Regions from separate parts of the Homo sapiens genome. Here region 2 is linked to region 1. Evidence: chromatin loops called from intact Hi-C (ENCODE). Cell type or tissue: endothelial cell of umbilical vein. All regions are shown on one strand. Each heading gives the region's core, and the rest is flanking DNA. Links, peaks and the distances in the headings are about the cores only.

Region 1 (8,072 bases), core at 2,706-5,205:
TATCTATTTCTCTGGAGACTTTCTCATGCATATTCTGTATTATTTTTTAAATTTCTTTAAGTTGTTTTTCACCTTTCTCTGGTACCTCCTTGAGTAGCTTAATAATAAACCTTCTGAATTCCTTATCTGGTAATTCAGAGATTTCTTCTTGCCTTGAATCCATTGCTGGAGAGCTAGTGTGATCTTTTGGGGGTGTGATAGAACTTGTTTTGTCATACTACCAGAATTACTTTTCTGATTCCTTCTTATTTGGGTAGACAGTTTCAGTAGAAAGATCTAGAGCTCAAGGGCTTCTGTTCAGATTCTTTTGTCCTAGAGGGTGATCCCTTGATATGAAGCTCTCCCCAGTCCCCTAGGAATGGGGCTTCTGAAGAGCGGACTGCAGTGATTGTTATTGCTCTTCTGGGTCTAACCCCCAGCAGAGCTACCAGGCTCCAGGTTTGTGCTAGGGTTGTCAGCAAAGAGTCCTGTGATGTGATCTGTCTTCAGGTCTCCCAGCCATGGATACCTGCTCCAGTGGAGGTGGCAGGGGAGTAAAGTAGATTCTGTGAGAGTCCTTGGTTGTAGATATGTGTAGTGTGCTGGCTTTCTCAAATGCTGGTTATGCTAGCAGTGAAGTTGTCATGTGGACAGACTCAGGACTTCTGGTTAGCCAAGGTGTTGCAGGTGGTGGAATTAGCTGTTGTTTTCTCCTTCTTTGGAGTGGGGTTGCTCTGTTATGAGTTGCTGTAATGGCTTGAGTTGGTTGGCTTCCAGCCAGGAGATGCCTCTTTCAAGACAGCACCAGCTGCAGTAGTAGGAGGGGGATACAAGCTTCCCCTACATTGCCCAGGATAAGTTCTCAGGTTTCTCAGGCCATGAGCAAGGCCATAGAGCTCCCAACAGTTTATGTCTTTTGTCTTCAGCTAGCAGGGTCAGTAAAGAAATACCATCAGGTTGGGGCAGAGTTAGCCAGGTCTGAGCTCCGGCTCTTCTTGGGCGAGACTTGCTATGGCCACTGTAGGGGATGGAAGGGTGGTTCTCAGGCCAATGGAGTTATGTTCTCATAGAGATTATGGTTGCCTCTGCTGTGTCATACAGGTAGCCAAGGAAGTGGGAAAAAGCCGGTAGTGACAGACCTCACCCAACTTCCACACAACCAGCAAGGCCAGTCCCACTCCCATCGTGCCCGGCCAACAGCACTGAATTTATATCCAGGCAGTTAGCAAGCAGGGCTGAGATCTTGCCCCAGGCTACAAGCCTCCCTGCTGAGAAAGCAAGTAGGGCTCTTAGGCCTTGCCCTCCCTGCCTGCCTATTCCTTTGGTTGTGCCTCCTGTGCTTGTATCTGCACTTCCTGTTCATACCCCTGGATTCTGCTCAGGAAAATTTGTGCTCATTCGAAATTATTACAAAGTTCAGCTAGAAGCTTCCTTCACCCTGTGACCCCTTCCCAATTCTGCTAGCTGCCTTCCCCAAGGACCCCTGTGAGATAAAGCTGGGGACCAGGAGTACCTACAGGGCTCTTCTCGTTGCTTCTTCTACTTTTATATTTCACTCAGCTCCCTAAAGCTGTTTCAGCTCTAGGTAAGGTTAAATCCTTCACCCATGATCTGGATATTCAGGTTCCCCAGTAGGGATATATATTCAGAGGCAGAGTTTTCCCCTCTCACATTTTGGGAATTCACCATTTGTTCAGTTATCTTACAGAGTTTGCAGTGGCAAGCCTCTTCTTTCTTTCTTTTTTGTTTTTTTGAGACAGAGTCTCGCCCTGTCATCCAGGCTGGAGTGCAATGACGCGATCTCAGCTCAGTGCTACCTCTTCCTCCCAGGTTCAAGCGATTCTCCTGCCTCAGCATCCCTAGTAGCTGGGATTACAGGCATGCACCACCACACTCGGCTAATTTTTTATATCTTTAGTAGAGACAGGGTTTCACTATGTTGGCCAGGCTGGTCTCAAACTCCTGACCTCGTGATCCGCTCACCTCAGCCTCCCAAAGTGCTGGGATTACAGGTGTGAGCCACCGCGCCCGGCCAAAGCCGCTTCTTTCAAAGGGTCTGTGAATTATTTGTTTTCCTGGTATGTTCCTGCAGTGGGTCTTGGAGCAAAAGTTCACAATATGAGTCTCCACGCACTGTTTTGTCCATCCAAGTGGTAGCTGCATGTTAGTTCTGTCTCTTATCTGCCATTTTCCTAATGTCTTCTTATCCTTTGCATATTTTTGACATCTTTTCTCATTAGTACAGATACCTACACTCAATGTTTTTAATAGCTATACTTAAATTTACCAATCTCCTCTACATTGCTAGGGTAAGAATAAAGTCAAATCCCTGCCTACCCTGTTTCACTAAAATGCTATTAATAGATAGATGAAAGACTTAAATGTAAAAACTAAAACTAAATAACATACATGATTATGTTACATAAATAAACATACAATATTTTTAATTTTTGTCCTCTGGGAGAGGATGTATTAGTCCCTTCTCATGCTACTAATAAAGACATACTCAAGACTGGGTAATTTATAAAGGAAAGAAGTTTAATGGACTCACAGTTCACATGGCTGGGGAGGCCTCACAATCATGGCAGAAGGTGAAGGAAGAGCAAAGTCACGTCTTACATGGCAGCAGGCAAGACAGCTTGTGCAGGGGAACTTCCATTTATAAAACCATCAGATTTCATGAGACTTATTCACTACCATGAGAACAGTATGGGAGAAACCACCCCCATGATTCAGTTATCTCCATCTGGTTCTGTCCCAGACATGTGGAGATGACAATTCAAGGTGAGTTTTGGGTGAGGACACAGTCAAACCATATCAGAGGAGATGGACATTTTAAATATGACATGAAACTAAAACTATAAAGGAAAATACTAGTAGTGGACACAGTAGCTCACACCTGTAATTCCAGCAATTTGGAGGCAGGAGGATTACTTGCACCCAGGAATTCGAGACCAGCCTGGATATCATAGTGAGATCTTATCTCTACTAAAAATAGAAAAAAAATAGCAGGGTGTGGTGGCACACGCCTGTAGTCCCAGCTACTTGGGAGGCTGGGGTGGGAGGTTTGATTAAGCCTGGGAGATTGAGGCTGCAGTAAGCTATTATCATGCCACTGTACTCCAGCCTGGACAGCTGAGTGAGGCTCTGTCTCAACAACAACAAAAAAGGAAAATCCTGATATACCTGACTATATAAACATTAAAAACTTTACAAAGCAAAAAATAGTCACAAAGCAAACTAAGAAAAATATTTTCAATGCAAATGACAGTACATTTCTTCAATATGCAAAAACCTTTTACAAACAAGATGCTTATGAACCAGTAAATCTTTAAAAAATGGGATGAATATGTATGTTGGCGCTTCACTGATAAATAAATACCAATGGCCAAAGAAAATAAAAAACAAAGAAAGAAAGGAGAAAAATGGTGGGGCAGAGGCGGGGGGTGGGGGAGCCATAAAAAGATAAGCTCTCTCATTCATTAAGAAATAAAGACTGGCCAAGCGCGGTGGCTCACGCCTGTAATCCCAGCACTTTGGGAGGCCGAGACGGGCGAATCACAAGGTCAGGAGTTCGAGACCATCCTGCCGAACACGGTGAAACCCCGTTTCTACTAAAAATACAAAAAAATTAGCTGGGCATGGTGGCGGGTGCCTGTAGTCCCAGCTACTTGGGAGGCTAAGGCAGGAGAATGGCGTGAACCCGGGAAGCGGAGCTTGCAGTGAGCCGAGATCGCACCATTGCACTCCAGCCTGGGTGACAGAGCGAGACTCCGTCTCCAAAAAAAATAAAAAATAAAAAATAAAGACTAAAACAAAAATTAACATATTTGATAATACTCATTGTTGGGATGATGAGAAGAAATATGGAAGTTCGAATTGGTACAAACTTCTTGGGAGGGTGAATTGGCAACATCAGCATTCTAAGTACACATATCCTTTCACTCAGAAATTCTACTTCTCCATCTTTATCTCATATAGTTAAGTATATAAAATGTACAAGGATATTTATTACAGTATTTGAATAGCAAGTTCTCATTTAAGTGGATTTAGCTAAGGAAAATAGCGTATGAAACCATTTCTTGGCATTACTTAGGTTAGCCACTAGATGTCATGATTGTTCCACAGAAATAAAGCTATAGCCAGGTGTATAAATCAAATTGGGAATACTTTTGTTATGTAGTCCTTCACTTTAAAATAAGTAGTTCTTATACATGCCACCCAGCACAACTCTAAAACAAGGACAGTTTGCCACATAACAAAATGATCTTCAAAATGCCTTTTAGATATCTAAAGAAATCTCAGTGAGTTTTCATATGCTTTCATGAGGCTTTAGTCTCTTAAAAACGCTAAAATTGGGTAGGTTCATATGGTGTGATCTGGGGGCTTTCGGGGGAACTCAGGCTTCAGAGAATCTCACCTCTAACATGTTTGTCACCTGAAATCTCACCACTGAAGATTCATTGTGGGGAGGTTAAAGTTTCCAATCTTTAGAAGTGGCATTTATTTTTTATTTTTCTATATAGTTTTAAAAAACCTTTGGCTTCAGCCAACCCTATAGGAGTGGCATTTTAAACTGTAAAATATCTCTGCGTGGAGTGACCCCCTCAAGTACTATTGCTGAATCGTTTTAAAGATTCTTTGGGTTTTAAACAAGAACGAGGCCCACGGTGAATAAAATATAAGACAGATGCCCAGGAAAAGGGACAGGGTGGGTGACAGTGCACTAGGAAGAGGTGGCTTTAGCCTGGGCTCTTATGTTCACTCTGGTGTCCCTTAAGCTAAATATGACACAACTCAGTGTGACCTTACTACTGAGAAATGTGAAAACATGAGAAAACCTAAGGCCCTAGATAACATTTAGCTTATCAAAATCCATATCATCACAGATGCTTCCTGATGCTCTCACATAGAGCTGCATACTTTATGCTAATGTAAAATAAATCATCACAAACAGATGAGGAAACAGATATCACTTATTTGTTCCTGTACTCATAATAAACTAATCATTAAAACAAGCATTCAAACCAAATCCACATTTAGTTTCTGATTAAGAAGTTCCAAATATAAGAATTGCATGTAGACGTAGGGCTAAATAAGTATTTGGCCATAAAATAATAATCTTTTTTTTTTTTTTTTTTTTTGAGATGGAGTCTTGCTCTGTCACCCAGGCTGGAGTGCAGTGGCGCGATCTCGCTCACTGCAAGCTCCGCCTCCCAGGTTCACGTCATTCTCCTGCCTCAGCCTCCTGAGTAGCTGGGACTACAGGCGCCCGCCACCACGCCCGGCTAATTTTTTTTTGTATTTTTAGTAGAGACAGGGTTTCACCGTGTTAGCCGGGATGGTCTCCATCTCCTGAGCTCGTGATCCACCCGCCTCGGCCTCCCAAAGTGCTGGGATTACAGGCGTGAGCCACCGCGCCTGACCTAAAATAATTTTTTTAAAGAAAAGAGTAGGTGATAGAGATTAAACAGGAAAGTGAATCAATAGTGTTAGGTGATAACATTTAGCAATAGTCGCGCCTTAACTTAGTTTTATATCGAGATAAAATAAAATAATGACAATGAACAGAGTAGAAAAGGCCTCATCTTGGCAAATGAAGATGTGGAATACCAAACTTGAAGACACAGCTGTTTTTTAGATATCTTCCATTTGAAAGAAATTGTATGAACAGAGTAACATGTATAAGAGTGGTTTTTTTTACTTGTATGTATTTATGAGGTACAAGTGTAATTTCGTTACACAGATAGATGTTGCAGTGGTAAAGTCAGGGCTTTTAGGGTATCCACCACCCAAATGATGTATATTGTACCCATTAAGTAATTTCTCACCATTCAACCCCCTTCCACTCCCTCACCTTCCTGAGTCTCTATTGTCTACTATTCCACACTATATATCCATGTGTACACATTATTTAGCTCCCACTTATAAGTGAGAACATGTGGGATTTGACTTTCTGTGTCTGACTTGTTTCACTTAAGATAATGACCTCCAGTTCCATCCACATTGCTGCAAAAGACACTTCATCCTTTTTATGGTGGAATAGTATTCCATTATGTATATATGTATGTTATTTATAGACACCAATCAATTCCTAATATTTTCTGTCCACGGAGCATTCTACAATTTTTAAAAGCAGGTTTACATGTTATTTTATTTTTTCATGAAGAATTATTTTTTGTTTTGATATACAATTTTTTTCTAGTCTATCTAAATGAACTAAATTACATATTCTTTAGCCTTAGGCATTTCAAGATGAGGAAAGTAAGTCTGAGTATTGAGTTTTGAACAAATTTTTATCTAAAAAGATAGAATGGCATAAATGCCCAGTACCCTCTCCCCCATCCCTAGCCTGGGAGCAGAACACTTACAGCTCTGGCATACATCTCCAAAGGGTGGACATGGAGGCTAACTGATGAAATATAAAAGGTTCTTCCTGGCCCATGACTCACATGTGTACATTTCATATTTCCTGTCCCAGAATTGAAAGGTTAGGGTGTGTCTTCAACATGATAGAAGAACAGCGCAGTAGTTCCAGTCTGGGCTGAGGGTTGGGTCTTTTTAATGTGTCTCCTCCACCTACCCCAACTGCTGTCCAACACAGTGGAGCCAACTTTTTGTTGGGCTCTTCCTTTGAGGCTAACATATCAGAAGTTGTTATTTCTCGTTCCTATTTTGCTCTTAAAATCCTGGTATAAGTTAGTGTAGGCCTTAAAACTATTGATTCAATTACTTTATCTTAATTAGGATGGCCAGTTTAACCAGAAAATGCTTATGGTTATATTCTATTCCCTTGGATTCATAATGCATTTTGAATGAAAACATACTCATTACCCTAATCCAAATATTAGTATGGACTTGGCATCTGCTTTTCTTTCTGGGGAGACAAACCATATACAAAGGAATATTCTAAAACACAATATGACACCTGATTCACCGTCTTCAATCCTAGCCCCTAAATTAAGTAACAGTAAGCCAGAACTTAAAGAAAAACCCACTGCACCCTCACAATCTCACTTTGAAAGATGATTATTGTTCTCAACTAACACATGTGGAAACTGAGAAACGAAGTTTTCAGACACCTACTCAAAGTTGCCCAGCTAGTAAGACAAAGACCTGAAACCACAGAAATCTCAATTCTTCTGACTTCATGGTATCTCTGCTGCATCCTACTTGTAAATGATGTGAGAGATACTGCCCAATGTCACATGTACGTGCATCTCTCAACCAACAATCTGGATGTGTTTTCTCTTCAAGTCCACTAAGGTAGTGGAATCACTTCCTCTACCACGTACACTTGTACATGTACAAGTACATGTACCATGTACACTTCTATGTACAATTGATCTTCACTATTTGTGGATTCCACATGTGCAAATTTGCCTACTCACTAAAATGTATTCGTAGCTCCCAAATCAATACTCACTGTACTTTCATGGCCACTCTTGGACATGCACAGAGCCATAGAAACTTGAATGGCCTGATGTGCATGTTCCCAGTTGAGGTCTAAGATGGCAATACTCTGTCTTCATTTCAGGTCTTATCGGGGGAAATTCAGCCAGATATCAGGCGAAATTCACCCCTGATATTTCACGTACGTTCTTTTCTATTTTCCCTATGTGTCAGCTGGTTTGAGAAATAAAGGGATAGAATAAAAAAGAGAGAAATTTTAAAGCTGAGTGTCCATGGGAGACATCACATGTTGGCAGGTTTCGTGATGCCCCACAAGCGGCAAAACCAGCAAGTTTTTATTAGTGATTTTCAAAAGGGGAGGGAGTGTAAGAATAGGGTGTGGGTCACAGAGATCACGTGCTTCACAAGGTAATAGAATATCACAAGGCAAATGGAGGCAGGGTGAGATCACAGGACCACAGGACCGGGGCGAAATTAAAATTGCTAATGAAGTTTTGGGCATGCATTGTCATTGATAACATCTTATCAGGAGACAGGGTTTGAGAGCAGACAACCAGTCTGACCAAAATTTATTAGGTGGGAATTTCCTGGTCCTAATAAGCCTGGGAGCGCTACGGGAGACTGGGGCTTATTTCATCCCTAAGCTTCGACCATAAAAGACGGCCACCCCTGAAGTGGCC
Region 2 (5,257 bases), core at 162-2,661, 160 kb after region 1:
GCCCCTCAATCAATTCAGCCTCTCCTTTCTAGGGAAGAAAGAATGATGATTATTAATACAAATGCTAGAACCAGACTGTCTAAGGTTAAATCCTGGCTATGCCATTTACTACCCATGTAAACTTGTGTTTTACTTTTCTCATCTATTAAGCAGGTATAACAATAGTTACCACATTTAAGATTGTTGTGAGGATTAAATTAGCTAATATGAGAAAAGGGCTGAGAAAAGCATCTAGCATGTTGTAAGTTCTACATGTGTTAGATACTATTATTATTTTGACAAGATATGGGTTAGCATTTTTCTCCCTAACTAGAGGGTCAGTAATTTTTTGCCTTTACTAATGCATTCTTTGCTTAGAGAAGTTCCAGGTGAACTTTGCTCTTCAGTTTGTTGGCAGACTGGAAGAGAGTGAGTTTTTAAGCAGCTGCCCCACATGCAAGGGTAATAGTTTTATGTTCAAGCTGTCTGCATGGGGTTGGCGAATAGGAAGGTTCGTTTTCAGTCATATCTAAACTACAATTAAATTGGCTTCAGCCTGTATTTCAAACTGGATTGCATCTACTCTGTTGAAGTCCTATAAACATGATCCCCAAGGGTATCTGAAAATGATCTGTGGGACTCTGGAAATGATCCAGGTTCTCTGAATGCCCAAGGACAGCGGTAGTCAGTAATATCGACCTTAGAACTAAACTAGAACTGGTTGGACTCTCTGAGAGTAAAAGAATAATTAGGAATTCCTCTTTTGCATTAGCCCTTGCAAGACGCTCATCTCTGGAGGTGGTCAGCAAGTGGGGTGGCAAGTGGAAAGAAGGAGGAAGCACAAAGGAAAGCCTGACCCTAGCTTCAGGAGAATCTCTGCAAAAGATATCACTTAAAAGACAGTTTTAAGATTATTCTAACTCTAAATTTTATTTATTTTTCGGACTGTTCTTTTGGAGTTGCAAAATCACTACTTAGGTTTTAAAACATATTAGGCAACAAGAACAACTAAGCTTTTCCAACAAGACTATCCAAATATGCAGGCTTATGGGAAATTCTAGGGTCTTTCGTCTGCTTTTCCACTGTTTTAGTTCCTGTAAATTTAGATAATTTATCATAGCTTCCTGTTTCATAATCCCAGGGCAGAGTACCAACTTCTTCCCCCATCCATTTCCAGAATCTTGCCTCTGAGTCAGAAATATCTATGTATCATTTGGAAGAAAATGTAATATAACTTATTAGTACGTAGTAGAAACTGGAAGTTCTAACTAAAATCATGAAGAGTTTTTGTTCAACATTTCATCTTATATACAATTATTTTAGTTTAAATTAATGTTTCCAGCCATTAAAAAAACCAAGAAACAGAAGAGCAGTACTCGCAGTCAGTAATCAGCGAAGGAAGCTCATTTAAAGTTAAGAGTTCATACTGTTGTCATATGAGATAGTAACATGTTCTGCAGGCAGGGTACCAGTCATTAAGCAAAGAATAAGTTGACACTCAGTAAAAAGTGAGCCATGTATTTATAATACAAGTGACTGTCAACACTCTTGGAAGCAATATTTAAAAATAATGGCAACAGGGGTATTTTAAAAAATAATGTTACCAACAAAAACTACACTTTTTATCTGTTAATACTACCATGTCCTCTTTTGGGTTGGCTTCTCATTGTAAATTTCTGCTGATGATAGAGATTCACATAATTAAAAATTCCCATATTTCTGAACCTGCCTGCTTCCTAAGGTGTTTTTCTTTAAATTGCCCCCTTCATGTTTAACCTAATCTCAACAACACCTTCACCTACTCTAGGATATAGAGTAGGTGAACCCTAGGTAGTTTTCCCAAAGTAACTAAAAACTATAAAACCTACTGAGATATAAAAGGGTTAGTGTCTATGTTAAAAATAAAAATCCTTTTTTTCTTCATTCCAGTTGAATCTCTAACATCTTTCTATATGGAGTATAATGCTGGGAACATCATTATTCCGTAAATATTTTTAAAAATGCACTGGATCAATTGTGTATCTTTTATTCCTCCTGTACAAATAAAGACCTAAACTAGTAAGTATAGATTTAATGTAGGATTTGTTTTGGGAACATGCCATCATGTCCCAGGAGCTGACTCAAAGAGCCAGTGTTTCCCTGATCTAGTTTCCTAGGAAATTGTTTTCTTTCTCTAGAAAATCAAGTGATAACCCATACATAAGTGCCTACCCTTTTATGATATTTTTCATATTTTTGTGTACAAAATATAGGCATCTGCATCTTTATGTGCATTATGCTGAAGTTCTTAATATGCTATTTTATGATTTGATTTAAAATTTTAGATCATTTAATGAATAATTCTATGATTGCAGCAATTCAATATTAGAGTTCAAAGTTGAAATGTTTTTGTGATTATTTAAAAAGGGTATGTACACTTTCTGATTTACAAAAATAGTTAACAAACACTTCATTAAACTAAATAATAATTCATCAAACTACATTATCAGCCTGTCCTTGTACTTAGAAGATGGACTTTTATTGGTATCACGAAACAACCTGAACAGAATACAATACCAGAATTATCACCAAGCACACTGTGATTAATTCACTAACAAGAGAAGATCCTAGACATGGAGAAGGAGTCCTCTTAGTGAAACTTGGGGAAAATAGATATTCCCTTGTCAGTAGGACCTGTCGTATGTTACATCCCTATACCTTAAGGAAATCTTAACTTACCCAGAAGTGCAATTGAATTAGCAGTATCTTCAGCATAAGTTATTTCATCCGACACTTTCTTTTTCAAAAATGGCAAGCTTCAATAAGAATGAAGAATTGTAACAGTAATTTTTAATAAAGTCTTTAATTGAAGCATCATTTGTAAGTGGGGGAGAGTTCATTTCTAAAGAATAAATTAATAATAATATTCTATTCTTTAGCCCTGGGGATTGACAATTATTAACTACCAGTTGTAATACACAGTATTACAGTTTAATAGTATTGTAACTATTAAAAATGTTTCTGGGGCCGGGTGCGGTGGCTCACACCTGTAATCCCAGCGCCTTGGGAGGCCGAGGTGGGTGGATCACGAGGTCAAGAGGTTGAGATCATCCTGGCCAACATGGTGAAATTCCGTCTCTTCTAAAAATACAAAAATTCACTGGGCATGGTGGCGTGCACCTGTAGTCCCAGCTACTCGGGAGGCTGAGGCAGGAGAATCGCTAGAATCCTGGAGGCGGAGGTTGCAGTGAGCTGAGATTGCGCCACTGCACTCCAGCCTGGCGACAGAGTGAGCGAGCCTCCATCAAAAAGAAAAAAAGAAAAAAAATGTTTCTAATGAACTGACCAAAAAGAAAATATTATATTAATTATAAGAATTAAGAAATGGATGTAAAAGGCATAGGTTAAGAAAGCCATTTTGCATCGCTTCATGAATAAAAAAACTTAGGAACCCTCTTTCTCTTAGAGGTCAAAATAGTAATAAATTATAGCTATAATTATATCAAAGTTAGTACGACATTGGATAATCTGGAACAAACCATAGATCTAAGCTCACCAGTAACTTAAAAACTGGTTAAGAGCTTTTCCTGAAATTTTCAAAACTCTAGGCAAAATCGATAGTTTATTCATTCTTAGAGATCAGTGCATTTTTGCTTATTAGCTGGGTTAGTAACTATCCACAAAATAACAGAATGGTTTTGCAGACATTAAGGCATTCAAGTTAACAAATATTAATTATATTAGAATCGCATTTCACAACTTCTATAACCAAAGTTATTTTAAAGTAACTTATTTATAAATCATAAAAGATCCAGCACATAAACCTGGGTCAGTCTAAATTTCAAAGAAAATATAAAAGTTATTTTTTAAATATATAAACTATCTTGACATTTCATGAGTTCAAAATTTGAACCTCCTGTACTATTTAAAGTACAATATATCCTATAGAGACAGGACTTTTAATTCATATATATATATATATATATATATATATATATATATATATATATATTTTTTTTTTTTTTCGAGATGGAGTCTTGCTCTGTCGCCCAGGCTGGAGTGCAGTGGCACGATCTCAGCTCACTGCAAACTCTGCCTTCTGGGTTCACGCCATTCTCCTGCCTCAGCCTCCCGAGTAGCTGGGACTACAGGTGCCTGCCACCACGCCCAGCTATTTTTTTTGCATTTTTAATAGAGATGGGGTTTCACCGTGTTATCCAGGATGGTCTCCATCTCCTGACCTCGTGATCTGCCTGCCTCGGCCTCCCAAAGTGCTGGGATTAACAGGTATGAGCCACCGCGCTTGGCCAATTCATATTTTTCAAGAAAAATTAAAGAAGTAGTTGAAAATGGTATTGAGAACTATCACATGAGGATGTATCAATAGCAATATACAGGCCAATTTGAATTTAAAGATATCTGAAGAGCAAGCTACAAAAAGGACAATTTTATAAATGCCACAGAAGTTCATTTCTAGTGTTTGTCAGAATTTGTCATTTGAAACAAATAATGTATTATATTTGTTATCCAGCTGCTTTTTGGATCTCTAAAGTGAAGGACTCTAAAACTAGTACTTTTTGTTCCCAAACTTTTTCCTTTTCTAGCAAAGGACACAATCTATAAGATAAAGCATCAGAAGAGTTTTCAACCAAAAAGTTTATGAAAAAATTAGCATTATACTTCTAATGCCATGAGAAAACCATACTACTTGGAGGCCAAAACGGAAAGGCTTGACATTATTATTCTATTTTTATTGTTTTTATCTTCCAAAAATGTCTTGAAAAGAGAAACAAGTGAGGGTGAGGCATAGAGAAGTTATCTAGACATAAGCTGAAATTAGAAAAGTAGAAAAAATTAACAATGTGAATAATTATGAAATATGAGGGAAAATGAAGACTGCAGCTAAAAAGGATTTATCATATTATACAATTAAACATTCAGTCACAAGTTTTCATAGACAATGAACTTTGTGCAGAGCTCTGTAGGAGCATAGATGTTGAAAGCAATTCTTATAAACTTGGCATTCTAGGATTTGCAAAGCCTTGAGATTTAAAAGTTTTACATTATATAATCGTATGTCAATATAATAATAATTTCCAATTTGTTCCTTGAAAACACCAGAGCAACCATTTATTTTCCATTGTACCTGTCTATTAAAAAGCAAGGCATGGTATAGGCATTCAATATATTATTTTGGTTATTTTATTCAGATATCAGAAAATACAAATTTAAGTGGTTACATATTAAATATTGCTAGTAAATCTAAAAGTGAGAGTTAGAACCTATCATGTATGCATAA

What was found. Peaks named below come from ENCODE experiments on the same cell type or tissue, not always from the same donor. Only the 100,000 strongest peaks of a DNase experiment are listed, where the experiment ranks them.
Region 2: it touches region 1 in a loop (5-fold over the local background); 27 of 110 quality-filtered maps call a loop at or near these places.

Annotation. Positions count from the first base shown.
Region 1 is chr7:90,423,972-90,432,043 of GRCh38, reverse strand. No RefSeq gene overlaps it. Among named protein-coding and RNA genes, the nearest start is that of CLDN12, 25 kb to the right of the region's middle. RefSeq lists a silencer at 6,375-6,669. In endothelial cell of umbilical vein, for the core only: a CTCF peak has its summit at 4,088 (motif pointing right); a DNase peak (open chromatin) is centred at 4,103.
Region 2 is chr7:90,262,818-90,268,074 of GRCh38, reverse strand. It overlaps CFAP69 (cilia and flagella associated protein 69), which reads right to left. Exons shown (of 23, transcript NM_001039706.3): 5 at 2,698-2,774. Among named protein-coding and RNA genes, the nearest start is that of CFAP69, 20 kb to the right of the region's middle. In endothelial cell of umbilical vein, for the core only: no CTCF peak of the experiment used is centred there; a DNase peak (open chromatin) is centred at 1,124.